Regions from separate parts of the Homo sapiens genome. Here region 1 is linked to region 2. A link is a loop called in an ENCODE intact Hi-C map of the cell type or tissue named here. Cell type or tissue: PC-3. All regions are shown on one strand. Links, peaks and the distances in the headings refer to the core of each region. The heading gives the core; the rest is flanking DNA.

Region 1 (6,001 bases), core at 355-5,354, 57 kb before region 2:
CAGTCCCATACAGTTAACATACTGTGCAATTTTCAGGCCAGGCACGGTGGCTCACGCCTGTAATCCCAGCACTTTGGGAGGCTGAGGTGGGCAGATCGCCTGAGGTTCGAGACCAGTCTGACCAGCATGGCAAAACCCTGTCTCTAATAAAAATACAAAAAAATTAGCCAGGCGTGGTGGCAGGCACCTGTAATCCCAGCTACTTGGGAGGGCTGAGGCAGGAGAATCGCTTGAACCCAGGTGGTGGAGGTTGCAGTGAGCCGAGATCACACCACTGCACTCCTTGCCTGGGTAACAAGAATGAAACTCCAACTCCAAAAAACAAAACAAAACAAAAAACCGTACTGTGCAATTTTCAAAAACAGTAACAGCACTATGTTCTGCAATTCTCTGACACCTGTTGTCTTTGTCCAGCTTTAAACAACCCCACAGTGAAAGAATTCGATTCAGGTGCGATGTTCTAGCCTAGCCCTCATTTTTTAGAAATTACCTCTTCAGAGCCATGATTCATGTTGATGTCTGCAGACATATCATATCCAAGAATCAGACCTTAGCTACAACTAGGTGCCCCATCTCATTTCAGAAACCAACATGCCAGGCTCTCTCCTTGGTAAGGAATAATTAGACTCCAGTGACTATTTCTGGAGCTGGAACTTGCGGGCCACAGAACTGTCTGCAAGGGATTTTACAACTGTGTGTGCTATTTTGTATTCTCTCTTCCCAGCCCGAGAATGACCTCTCCCCACCAACCCCCAGAAGACAGCAATAAGAATGCAACTCATGTTTTTCCTGCAGCCAGCTACCCCATTCTCATCACCCTTAAAGCCTCTTCTTTTGCATTTTGTTCCACTGGGGTATTCTGGCCAAGCTGGGTGCCATAGTCCAAAGCACACATAAGACCCATTTGTCAAGAGGCCTGTTGGCCTCACTGGATGGTTGGAGGGAGTTAAAAGGCCAGGGCCCCTGGAATAAGTCCTTCTGTATCTTCCTAGCACTCATCACAATTGAAATTTAAGGAGTCATTTGTGTAATGACCAGGGCTTCTTAATGATTTGTGCCACAGCACAAAACCTACAGATCCCTACTTGGAGTAACATTTTTAAATACATAAAATAAAATATATAAGATTACCAAAAAAGCAACTGTATTGGAAAATAATTATCAAAATATTTCAACACAGTGATACGGATATAAATGTGCTGCTTTATTAATACATAAATAAGAAGATTCAGTAGCAGGTCTTAGAACTCCTGAAATTTTGAAGTAGGCATGTGGGCATAAGCGATATGTTTAAACCTGCAAAACTTTCCTATGATATGGAAAACATCTGTGATTTCTATTGTTGGCAAAGCCACAGGTACTAGGGACCCCAAGATGGTTTATCATCTATCATCAGAAGCAAAGGAAATGCCAAATTTCAACTGGAGGAAACACATATGTAATTTTCCCCATGAAATGTCATGGACCACCCCCGACCCCCGAGTTTTAGGCACGGCATCTTGGTTAAGGAGAAGCTTGGTCTAGACCCGTGATGCTGTAATCCCTGGAATTCTGACCCAAGAGCACGAGGGGAGCAGGCTTGCACCACTTTTGTCCTCTACCTAGCACTCAACACGGGTTCTGGCCAACAATAGGAGCTTGATGAATATTGGCTTAAAAGACACAGGTATCAATGCAAATCCCCACGTGGTGGGTGCTGTGTGTGTATTGGAGAGACCTGGGCTGGGCAGTCCTAGTCATGCCCAGCCACTTGGCAGATGTGGGAAGCAAAGCCCTGAGTTCCATTTAAGAATGTCGCCTTGCTTTTAGTCTGTTTTTTTTTTTCCCTCTGGATGGAATACCTTGGAGCAGGTGGTGGTGCAGCGGCTGGTGGGCCGTGAGGACAGCGGTCATCTCATCGTGGTCAGAAGGATGGATGTATTCATAAATACTGTTGCCCGTGAGCTCCACCTGCCGTGGAAGGGAAGGGTCAGAAATGCCACCGCCTCTCTGGGATTGGCGCAGGGGGAGGGGCAAGGTGTGTCACAGGTGCTCACCCTGCCAGGAACAGAACTTTGATCTCTGCTGACAACCCACACCTTTGCCAAACGCAGAAACAGTTTTCTTTTCTCAACAGAGCTCAGAGCTCTGAACTGTCTCCCACACTGTCTAAAAAGGCCATGGCACTGAGGCTTGAGCTTGCAGCCAAGAGAACCCTTAGCAGGAAGGACCAGAAAGCAAAGGGTGGAAAAGGTGGGCACCAGAGGTGGGCGGCGCTGCTGGCCTGGGCAGCATCCTTCATACAGAAGAGGGCTTGAAACAGACCCAGGCCAGGGTCTCTGTCCTTCCCTTGCTGGCGATCTGAGGGGACTGGGTGGCCAGAAGGCCAGCTGTCCTGTCCACATAGTGCTCCCTGTGGAAGTGTTGTCCACTCCGAGGCCGACCAGCCGTCCACGGCAGGGGCGCCACTGCGCCCGAGGAGGACATGAACTCAGACAAAGGCCCTTTCTTCGTCGACTCTGAGCTGTGCCCCTCAGGCGCTGCCAGGCCTCTCTCACATTACCAGCAATGAGTCTCTGGCCCTCCCAGTCCGAGATGACTGTGCTAATTCTGTGGCTCCCGCCCAGGGGTGTGGCTGGGGCTGTGCGTGCCCTGCGGGAGGGTCTGGGCCTGCTCCAGAGAGCCACGTTATATGGGGATTATGTCCTGGGGTTGCTGCCTCAACAGTCCGACGCTACCTATTTCCAGACACAGCCCACAGAGGACAGCACATCCATGTCACTTTGCAGGAATGGATGGCCCCAGGAAAATACCCATCATAGTTACAATTTTTACACAGAGGTCCCTGGAGGCCCAAATTCCCGAACTTGAGAATCTTTCGAATGTTCTCTCAAACATAAGCACCAGGAGAGGATATGATAGAGTCTCAACACCTGGGCCCCCACCCACCTTAAGATGGACAGTGGCACAGAATGTTCTAGAAATGACTAGCAGAGCAGCCTTCTGAGCAGTGGTGGGTGGATCCTATTTTTAGAGCTATAATCAATAGTGCTGAGGGTGGCAGACAAGGACAGTGAGTCGGTGAACCCCAGCATTGTTCAGGGGAGGCCCAGGGGCAGTGGTAGGACTTCCTCCACCACCAAGGGGAGTCCCAGTGCCCAGCCTGAGAAGAAACTCAAAGCATGTGGGAAACCGTCCTTGGGTGGCGAAGGATCTTGGGTAGGTCTGGAGAATTCCTTCTTGACCCTGCCGGAAGGAGAGAGGGTAACTCAAGATAACAAAAGGAGGCTCATGGTGTGTCTTGTCCCGAGCCACCCCCTTGTTATTTTTAGGTGTGTCTTGCTGCAGGTGTCGCTGGGAGCCTGTGGCTCTCCATCAGAGGAGAGACAACATGATTATCTGCAAAGTGGCCATCCTGACGGTGCCACCTCACGCAACAGGACAACCCAGCCAGCTGCTTAATGGAGAAGTTCTGGGAGTTGCAGTTCCAGATTAGCATCTAGGCCATCAGCTTTTACTTGGGACCAAGGGGTCGTGGAGGGGTGAAGTGATTTATCGCACTCCTCTGAGCCAGTTCTTCCAATTTGTTAAGAAGAGCGAGTTGCTTTCTTATTCAGAATAAGTTACACTTCTGGCCTGCTAAGTCATCTTGTCCCTAAAACGGCTCTCACAGTTCTATGTTTTACATTATTCATGGAATGTTTCCTTCCAATATTATGCAAACAGAGCAACAGAGAGAATCCTATTAGAGGAATCCTCCCTACCCTCTACTTAACACCCACTTCCCAAGCCTGGCACTTTCTCAACAGATCTCCCAGACGGACATTCGCCTCCCTGAAAAGTTTATTACAGGATTTCATTTAAGAAAAATAATAAAACTAAATATTCTTCTTTCGAGTCATTCCTGTTAATCCTTAAAAAGTTTAAATAAACTGGCAACAGGTAAGCCAGCCATTTGGGACAGGACCATTTCCTTTTTTCCTCAGGGTGGCAATGACTATGCCCTGGGAAGGCCTGTCCAGGTGCGGAGTGGCAGAAGCTAAAAACTAAGAGAGTTGGCTTAAGAAAATATATATTGACACTTTGGTAGGCCGAGGCAGGCGGATCACCTGAGGTCAGGAGTTCAAGACCAGCCTGGCCAACGTGGTGAAATCATGTCATACTAAAAATACAAAAATTAGCCGGGCGTGGTGGCATGCGGCTGTGATCCCAGCTACAAGGGAAGCCGAGGCAGGAGAATCGTCTGAACCCGGGAGGCGCAGTTTGCAGTAAGCCGACATCGCACCACTGCACTCCAGCCTGGGCGACAGAGCAAGACTCTGTCTCAAAAAAAAAAAAAAAGAAAAGAAAGAAAGAAAAGAAAATATATAGTGACTCACAATTTCAACAGTTTATTTTAAAAATGAAAAAATAACAAAATAGAGAAATGTTATATTGGCCTATCGTTTCTCCCTTCCCCATGTTTTCAGGGAAAAAGAATAATTCTGGTTTGCTCGAAGTTCTTTTCTGGAAAAAAGTAACTGATGTGTTTTCGGGAAACAACTTTACCTCCTTGCAGAAAGACCTTCCATCTGTGCTTATTAAGGGTTAGATTTGCGTTTTAATCCCAGAGTAGGTTCTTATGTTTTCAGAGTTCCCGTTCTCAACACATGCTTTTGAAGAATGAGAAGGGTGAGGTTGCACAGATGAAAGGCTTGGTTTTCTGAAGGCTCGAGTCTGTGACAAAACGAACGGGAAAACTCCAGAGCTGTCTAGGAAGTGAAACAGCCTTCAAATAACGGAAATGTCTTTACAGAACAAATTTTGGAATGATAAAACAGTCCTGACCTTAAGTCAAAATTATGGTTGACATGGTGTTTCCTGTATTTACGTATCTATCCACGCTTTTGAACACTGAGAGAAATGTGACTACCTCACAAAAAAAAAAAAAATTATGGTTGTCGCTATAAAACTCCCTGGGTCTCATGCATCAGCCTTATTAAAACAGACCTTCCATGTGATATTTTAGTATTTGCAAAACCCTGCTAACTACAAAATGGATAGCTTTCCTACTAAGAGCTTTTTTATGTTTTGCTGAATAGCTTTTCTTCTTGCCAAGAAACCTACACATGATAAATACAGCACTAAATGCATATATTCTGTGTGGAAGGGGAGAGTTGTTTGGCACTCTGAAAATGCACGTTACTCTGGGGTGTTTTGCTGAGTATGGTAAATTAAGGATTTTAAAACAAGATGGTTTGGGTTTCAGGGTTCAAGTTATGTCAACAAACATAATTATGTTGTCTTTTGTCTTTATTTCAAAAGTGAAAGGATTAGGTCTTGTACCTCCAAACAACATCATCGATATGTTTATGGTTGTTTCTGGCCACAATCTCAAATAAGACATTCTTTTATGTGTCTCATAAATAGCTATTTCTTACATACGTATATTTATTTGAACATGTATACTAGTTACCTAGATGCTATATAACTGTGTGAAATGTTGGTGAGGAAACTTAACCCAAGGATACTTAAAAATGTATACAGCAGCTACATTTTTACACGGGGATTTTTCTTCCTCCTCCCTAAATAAAAGTAAAATAATTGCATTAACCAAAACAGCACATGGAACTAAATCATTTAGTAAACACGCATGGAAAAACATTGCTGCCCCAACTCTACCTCATCCACGTAGATAGAAACTTGTCTAGATGCTTTGTGTGTGGACACGTGTGCGAGTGTGCCCACCAACGGGAGTTTTCAGGCTGAAAGCCTGCCTCTCTACTGCCTAACACTTGGACCCTGGGCTGAGGAGACAACTGGCATTTTATGGTTGTCTCTGTCATTGTTTTAGTACCAAAGTTTGGCAGCAACAATCACTTGTTTACTAGTGTAAACAAAAAAAAAACTAAAATTTTAGCTCTGCCATACGAAGCAGATTTATTTCAACACTTGTTCAAATAAGGCTTAATAAAAGACTTGGAATGGGGATGGGCTTATAACCCATAAAGAATCATTTCCATACCCTCAAATAAAGAATTTG
Region 2 (6,001 bases), core at 490-5,489:
GATCCCAGCTACTCGAGAGGCTGAGGCAGGAGAATCGCTTGAACCCAGGAGGCAGAGGTTGCAGTGAGCCGAGACTGCGCCACTGCACTCCAGCCTGGGTGACAGAGGGACTCTGTCTGAAAAAAAAAAAAAAAGAGAGAGAGAGAGAGAGAGAGAAACACCTGCCTAACTGGAAGCACCCTACAGTATCTTGATGTCTAGAGTAGCCTAGATTGGTCCTGTATAGACAGGAGACCTCCCTCCTTAGGGAGCTTAAGGGCCAAGAGTGGGTCACAGAGGGACCAGCGGGGTGTCCCGGATTGCCCCTGTTCTCTCTGGAGGCCAATCCCAGTGCTAAAGTGCAGTATACCTAAGTCACAGCTCCTCACCTTACAGGGGAAGCCTGAGCCCAGAGACCCGAAGTAACCCGCTGCGTGCCACTGCCAGCAAACGCACGACAAAATGACAAGGCTGGCAGGGAGATCTGGGCTGGGGTGTGGCCAGGGACAGCAAGTTGTCAGACTTTGTGCAACAGCGTTGTTGGCCTTCAGATTTGGCAGATTTTCATTCATTCGGGGAGTGCTGCCAGGTTTTGTTAATTAATTAAATGGAATTTATTAAATATAAAATGAAATGTCCATTTTCCTCTCTTCCAAGAATATGCCAAAATTGTAGCTTTACTCTTGTTTGAATGCTAATATTCTCTCTCGCTCTTTCTCTCTCTGTGTGTGTGTGTGTGTGTGTGTGTGTGTGTGTGTGTGTGTGTTTAAGGAGGAGAATAGCTATTGGTTCTGGAAAAAGTGTAACTAGGCTCTGAAATGGAAGTGCCCACTTCTGACCTTGGCTTCCAAACTCCCCTTTTCCTTCTGCACCCCCTCCTCATGTTGCCACTTTCTCTCTGGCCTCACAGCCTTGGCAGTGCTGGCCTCTGCCTGGACCCCTCTCCCCTCTCCCTTCTCTTCCCCTCCTCACTCCTGCTGCTTCTCCAGCTTAGATGCAGCTTCCTCCAGGAAGTCTCCTGAGATTTCCAGATGAGGGGAGGGCACTGATGAGGCTGCCCTGGGTGCCCCATTCTCTGCCTCGGGGGATTTGTCCCACATCATTGTGCTATCACCCCGAGTCTGTGAGCTCTGGAAGAGCAGCTGCCAGGCTTGCAATAATCTCTGCAGTAACCCCGGGCTACTGTCAGCACACCACAAATACTCAAGGGACTGAATGAAAGAGGTGGAATCCATCATTCTTTCTTTATTTCCTTGGCTTGAATCCCGCCTTTCATATTCATATTCATATCATATTCCATTTCTGATCTGTTTTTTATATTAAAAGTGTCATCACAAAAATTTAGCTGGGTCATTGCCGTCCCCTTCTAGTTGAGCATTTTGCTATTTTAATGCAAAAATAACTCTTTGAGGGAGAGGTGAACAAAGCTGTTAGATAAAATTAATTGGAGTCATTAAAAGTGAGTAAGTTTTTTTGGGAAAACCAGATTTTAGGGGCCAGTCCGGGGAAGCTCTGCAGGGGAGCAGCAGCTCCCGGGGTTCACCCCGCATTGCTCTCTGCTTTGTTCTGTGACCGCTGGGCTGTGGCAGCTGACTGGTGGTTCTCACTGGTAGCTGCTTAGTGGCGGTGACATATTAATTGAACCTCACTATTTCCAGGTGTGTGGCACACTCCAGGGTCACCAGTGCAGGGGGTTCATGTGTGTTCAATTACTGCTGCGATATGAAGGAATGCAACATGTCATTGTTCAAGTGTCAATTACCACCCCTCGCGGGGCTGCCTGAAAACTAAACCAATCAGCCCCTTCCCTGTGGAGCGTGTTCTGTTTGGGCTTGAAACGCTGTAAAGCACGCTGTAAACCATGTGCGTGTTCTCGAGAAACAGGGAAGAAACAGAGAGCCGAGAGGGGAAGGGCTAAAGGGCTGGTAAATTTATCTGGAAAGTTCAGGCATGTTCCCATTTATTTCCAGAAGGCACTAGGCAGTGTACAGGATATAAGATTGGAATTACAAAGTCACAGAGAGCTGAAATGATTCACTCAAGGATGCAACTATTTGCTAGGGGCCAGAGATGATGAAATATCTGTCGTTGTATATACCGGAGTTTTTATATGAAGCTAGTTTATGGACTTTACTTTTTTTTTTTTTTGAGACAGGGTCTTGCTCTGTCTCCCAGGCTGGAGTGCACTGGCACAATCATGACTCACTGCAGCCTCGACGTCCTGGACTCCAGCAATCCTCCTGCCTCAGCCTCCGGAGCAGCTAAGACTTCAGGCATGAACCACCACGCCTGGCTAATTTTTTTTGTAATTTTTATAGAGATGGGTCTCACTATATTGCCCAGGTTGGTGTCAAACTCCTGAGCTTAAGCAATCTTCCTGCCTCAGCCTCTGAAAGTGCTGGGATTACAGGTATGACCCACAGTGCCTGGCCAACCATATATATATATATATATATATATATATATATATATATATATATATATATGTATATGTGTGTATATATATATATATATGTATGTGTATATATATATGTAGGCCAACCATATATATATATATGTATGTGTGTGTGTATATATATATGTATGTGTATATATATATATATATATATATATATATATATATTTTTTTTTTTTTTTTTTTTTTTTTTTTTTTTGAGATAGAGTCTTGCTCTGTCACCCAGGCTGGAGTGCAGTGGCACGATCTCAGCTCACTGCAACCTCCGCCTCCAGGATTCAAGCAATTCTCCTGCCTCAGCCTCCTGAGTAGCTGGGATTATAGGCGCACGCCACCCTGCCCAGCAAATTTTTGTATTTTTTTTAGTAGAGATGAGGTTTCACCATGTTGGCCAGGCTGGTTTCGAACTCCTGACCTCAAGTGATCCGCCTGCCTCAGCCTGCCTTGGCCTTCCAGAGTGCTGGGATTACAGGCATGAGCCACCGCTCATTTTACATTTTACATTTTAAATGTTTATAGCTAGCATTTACGTGAAGTGCAGAAATATACAATTATCTGCAAGTCTTGGCCCCATGTATATTAATCTAAAGTTGTGATAATGTGGCAATTGAAACATGAAATTAATTTATGTAAAACGTTGAAAAAAGCGAAGGTCTTCTGCCTGCTCCTGCTGTTGTGAACTGTCACCGAATCCTTTCCCCTTTGGATTTATTCGGACCGGCACGAGGCCATGACACACCAAGCCTGTCCCAGGAGGCCCCCTGTTGGAGGGATTGTTCTTTCCTTCCTTCCTTTTTTAAAAGGCATTTTTCTTAGAAGCCAGGAATGGTTATTATAATTAGTATTTATTATACTGTCTTCCTTCCTCAAAGTCACAGTGATCAATCATGTTTACCCTCCTTTAGTGCTGCCCTGTATGGAATAGATATTATCCGCCTTTTTCATAGCAACAAAAAGAGGGTTAACATTCTCATCCCAGGTCACCTGACGAATTATTCCATACTGGAAATCAAAGTGGCTTCAGCTCCACCACTGCTTAGACAAACAAGCCGCATTCCCACTCTCCATTCTTTCACTCTGGGGTGCTGGTAACCCTCTTTTGTTGACCTCTGTGTTTGTTCATCAGTGAGCAAATACTTGTCAAATACCTACTTTTAAATCTGTTCATTGTTGGTTGAAAGAATACAGATCAAATTCCAAACCTCAAAACCACACTGAACTCTTCTCCATAGGAAAAGTGGTCCTTGTTGGCCACTTTGATTTCATGCCGATTTCTTTTCTTTTTCTTCTTCTTCTTTTTTTTTTTTTTTTTTTTTTGACGGCATGATCTCTGTTCACTGCAAGCTCCGCCTCCCGGGTTTATGCCATTCTCCCACCTCAGCCTCCCAAGTAGCTGGGACTACAGGCGCCCACCACCACACCCAGCTAATTTTTTTGTATTTTTAGTAGAGGCGGGGTTTCACCGTGTTAGCTAGGATGGTCTCGATCTCCTGACCTCATGATCCGCCCACCTTGGCCTCCCAAAGTGCCCATTTCTTATTCTTTCTCCTTCCTTCCTTCCTTCCTTCCTTCCTTCCTTCCCTCCCTCCCTCCCTCCCTCCCTTCTTTCTTTCTTTCTTTCTTTCTTTCTTTCTTTCTTTCTTTCTTTCTTTCTTTCTTTCTTTTTTCTTCCTTTCTTCCTTTCTTCCTTTTCTTTTTTTTTGACAGAGTCTTGCTCTGTTGCCCAGGCTAGATAGAGTGCAGTGGCGTGATCTCAGCTCACTGCAACCTCCGCCTCCTGGGTTCAAGAGATTCTCCTGCCTCAGCCGCCCAAGTATCTGGGATTACAGGTGCCTGCCACTGCCCCCGGCTAATTTTTGTATTTTTAGTAGAGACGGGGTTTCACCACCTTCATCAGGCTGGTCTGAAACTCCTGACCTCGTGATCCACTTGCCTTGGCCTCCCAAAGTGCTGGGATTACAGGCGTGAGCCACCGCGCCCGGCCCTTTCCCCTCTTTCTACATCTCTTCCTTTAGTCCTTCCCTTCACAAAGCCTCTGTGTAATCACGTTGCCTTTCCCCTGGAATCTGGACGTCGGCTGCCGAATACATTGAACCCTATGGCACTGCTACTATTCAACGATTCTTAGCTCAAGGCTGCTTGAGCTGTAGCTTGTGCCATTGTAATCAGACTGCACAATACCTGGAAAAGAATTTTTAAAACAACACAATGCCATACAAATCTAAGGTGTGTGTTACTGCTTTTAATATTAATGTAACTACCTCACTTGTTGCTGGATTATCAACAAATGAGGTAGTTGCTTTAATTATCAACTTTCATTGATAATTTACTCATGAGAGCCCTCAATGAGGATCCTTCAAAAGAGCCATGTTCTCCCCTTTTGTGGGTGGTAAGTGGGACCTGATCAGGAAGGAGCACAGCTGGGTGTGCCCTCGTGGACTCTCAGGTGGACAGAAATTGGATGAGCGCCCTGTTGTGGATTGGCCGACCTAAGAGAGAGCAGGTGTCCCTGAGGGTAAGGCCTCCTGCCTGCCCAATTCATGCACCAGCAGTTAGGCTGCCATGTTGTCCTCATTACCCGAGAGCAAATCTCTTTCTACATAACTACAACTGCATTAATTTATTAAAATATAGCACAAGGTAAAGGAGAGAATCTGCTCTGATTCTCTGCCCTTGCTTGGGTTTCCATGGCTGGAATTTGCAAGCTGCTAAAGAAGACACAGCCCCACACACAAAACGGCTGAGAGGAAGACTTTTTGGGCTATCAGGCTGGGCTGAGCTGGAGCCCAGGGGAGTGAGCTGGTGCATGGGGCCCACAGCCTGGTGCCTCTGATTTTCTGATGACCTGGGCTCCAAGGTGGTAGTTGGCATGACCATGTTAATCAAACAGTTCAATAAAAATTCACTGAGGCCAGGTGTGGTAGCTCACACCTGTAATCCCAGCACGTTGGGAGGCCGAGGCAGGTGGATCACAAGGTCAGGAGTTTAAGACCAGCCTGGCCAAGATGGTGAAACCCCATCTCTACTAAAAATACAAAAATTAGGCCGGGCGCAGTGGCTCACTCCTGTAATCCCAGCACTTTGTGAGGCTGAGGCGGGCGGATCACAGGGTCAGGAGATCGAGACCATCCTGGCCAACACAGTGAAACCCTGTCTGTACTAAAAACACAAAAAATTAGCCAGGCGTGGTGGTAGGTGCCTGTAGTCCCAGCTACTCGGGAGGCTGAGGCAGGAGAATGGCGTGAACCCAGGAGGTGGAGCTTGCAGTGAGCTGAGATCGCGACATTGCACTCCAGCCTGGGCAACAGTGCGAAACTCCATCAAAACACACACACACACACACACACACACACACACACACACACACACAATATTAGCTGGGCATGGTGGCGGGCACCTGTAAAACCAGCTACTCAGGAAGCTGAGGCAGAGAATTGCTTGAACTCGGGAGGCAGAGGTTGCAGTGAGCCGAGACTGCACCACTGCACTCCAGCCTGGGCGACAGAGTGAGACTCCGTCTCAAAAGAAAAAAAAAATTCACTGAATGGGCTTATTAACAATCCCAGC

The links. Hi-C counts contacts between places; a loop is a spot of excess contacts. Peaks named below come from ENCODE experiments on the same cell type or tissue, not always from the same donor. Only the 100,000 strongest peaks of a DNase experiment are listed, where the experiment ranks them.
Region 1: it touches region 2 in a loop (3-fold over the local background); 1 of 110 quality-filtered maps calls a loop at or near these places.

What each region holds. Positions count from the first base shown.
Region 1 is chr21:36,715,770-36,721,770 of GRCh38, reverse strand. It overlaps SIM2 (SIM bHLH transcription factor 2), which reads right to left. Exons shown (of 11, transcript NM_005069.6): 4 at 1,842-1,950. Among named protein-coding and RNA genes, the nearest start is that of SIM2, 20 kb to the right of the region's middle. RefSeq lists an enhancer at 1,473-2,259. In PC-3, for the core only: a CTCF peak has its summit at 2,431; a DNase peak (open chromatin) is centred at 2,570; H3K27ac peaks cover 2,373 bases.
Region 2 is chr21:36,659,254-36,665,254 of GRCh38, reverse strand. The region is part of intron 1 of LOC105369308 (a long non-coding RNA gene); the gene reads left to right. Among named protein-coding and RNA genes, the nearest start is that of SIM2, 37 kb to the left of the region's middle. RefSeq lists enhancers at 5,133-5,632, 5,633-6,001. In PC-3, for the core only: a CTCF peak has its summit at 3,206; a DNase peak (open chromatin) is centred at 3,174; H3K27ac peaks cover 726 bases.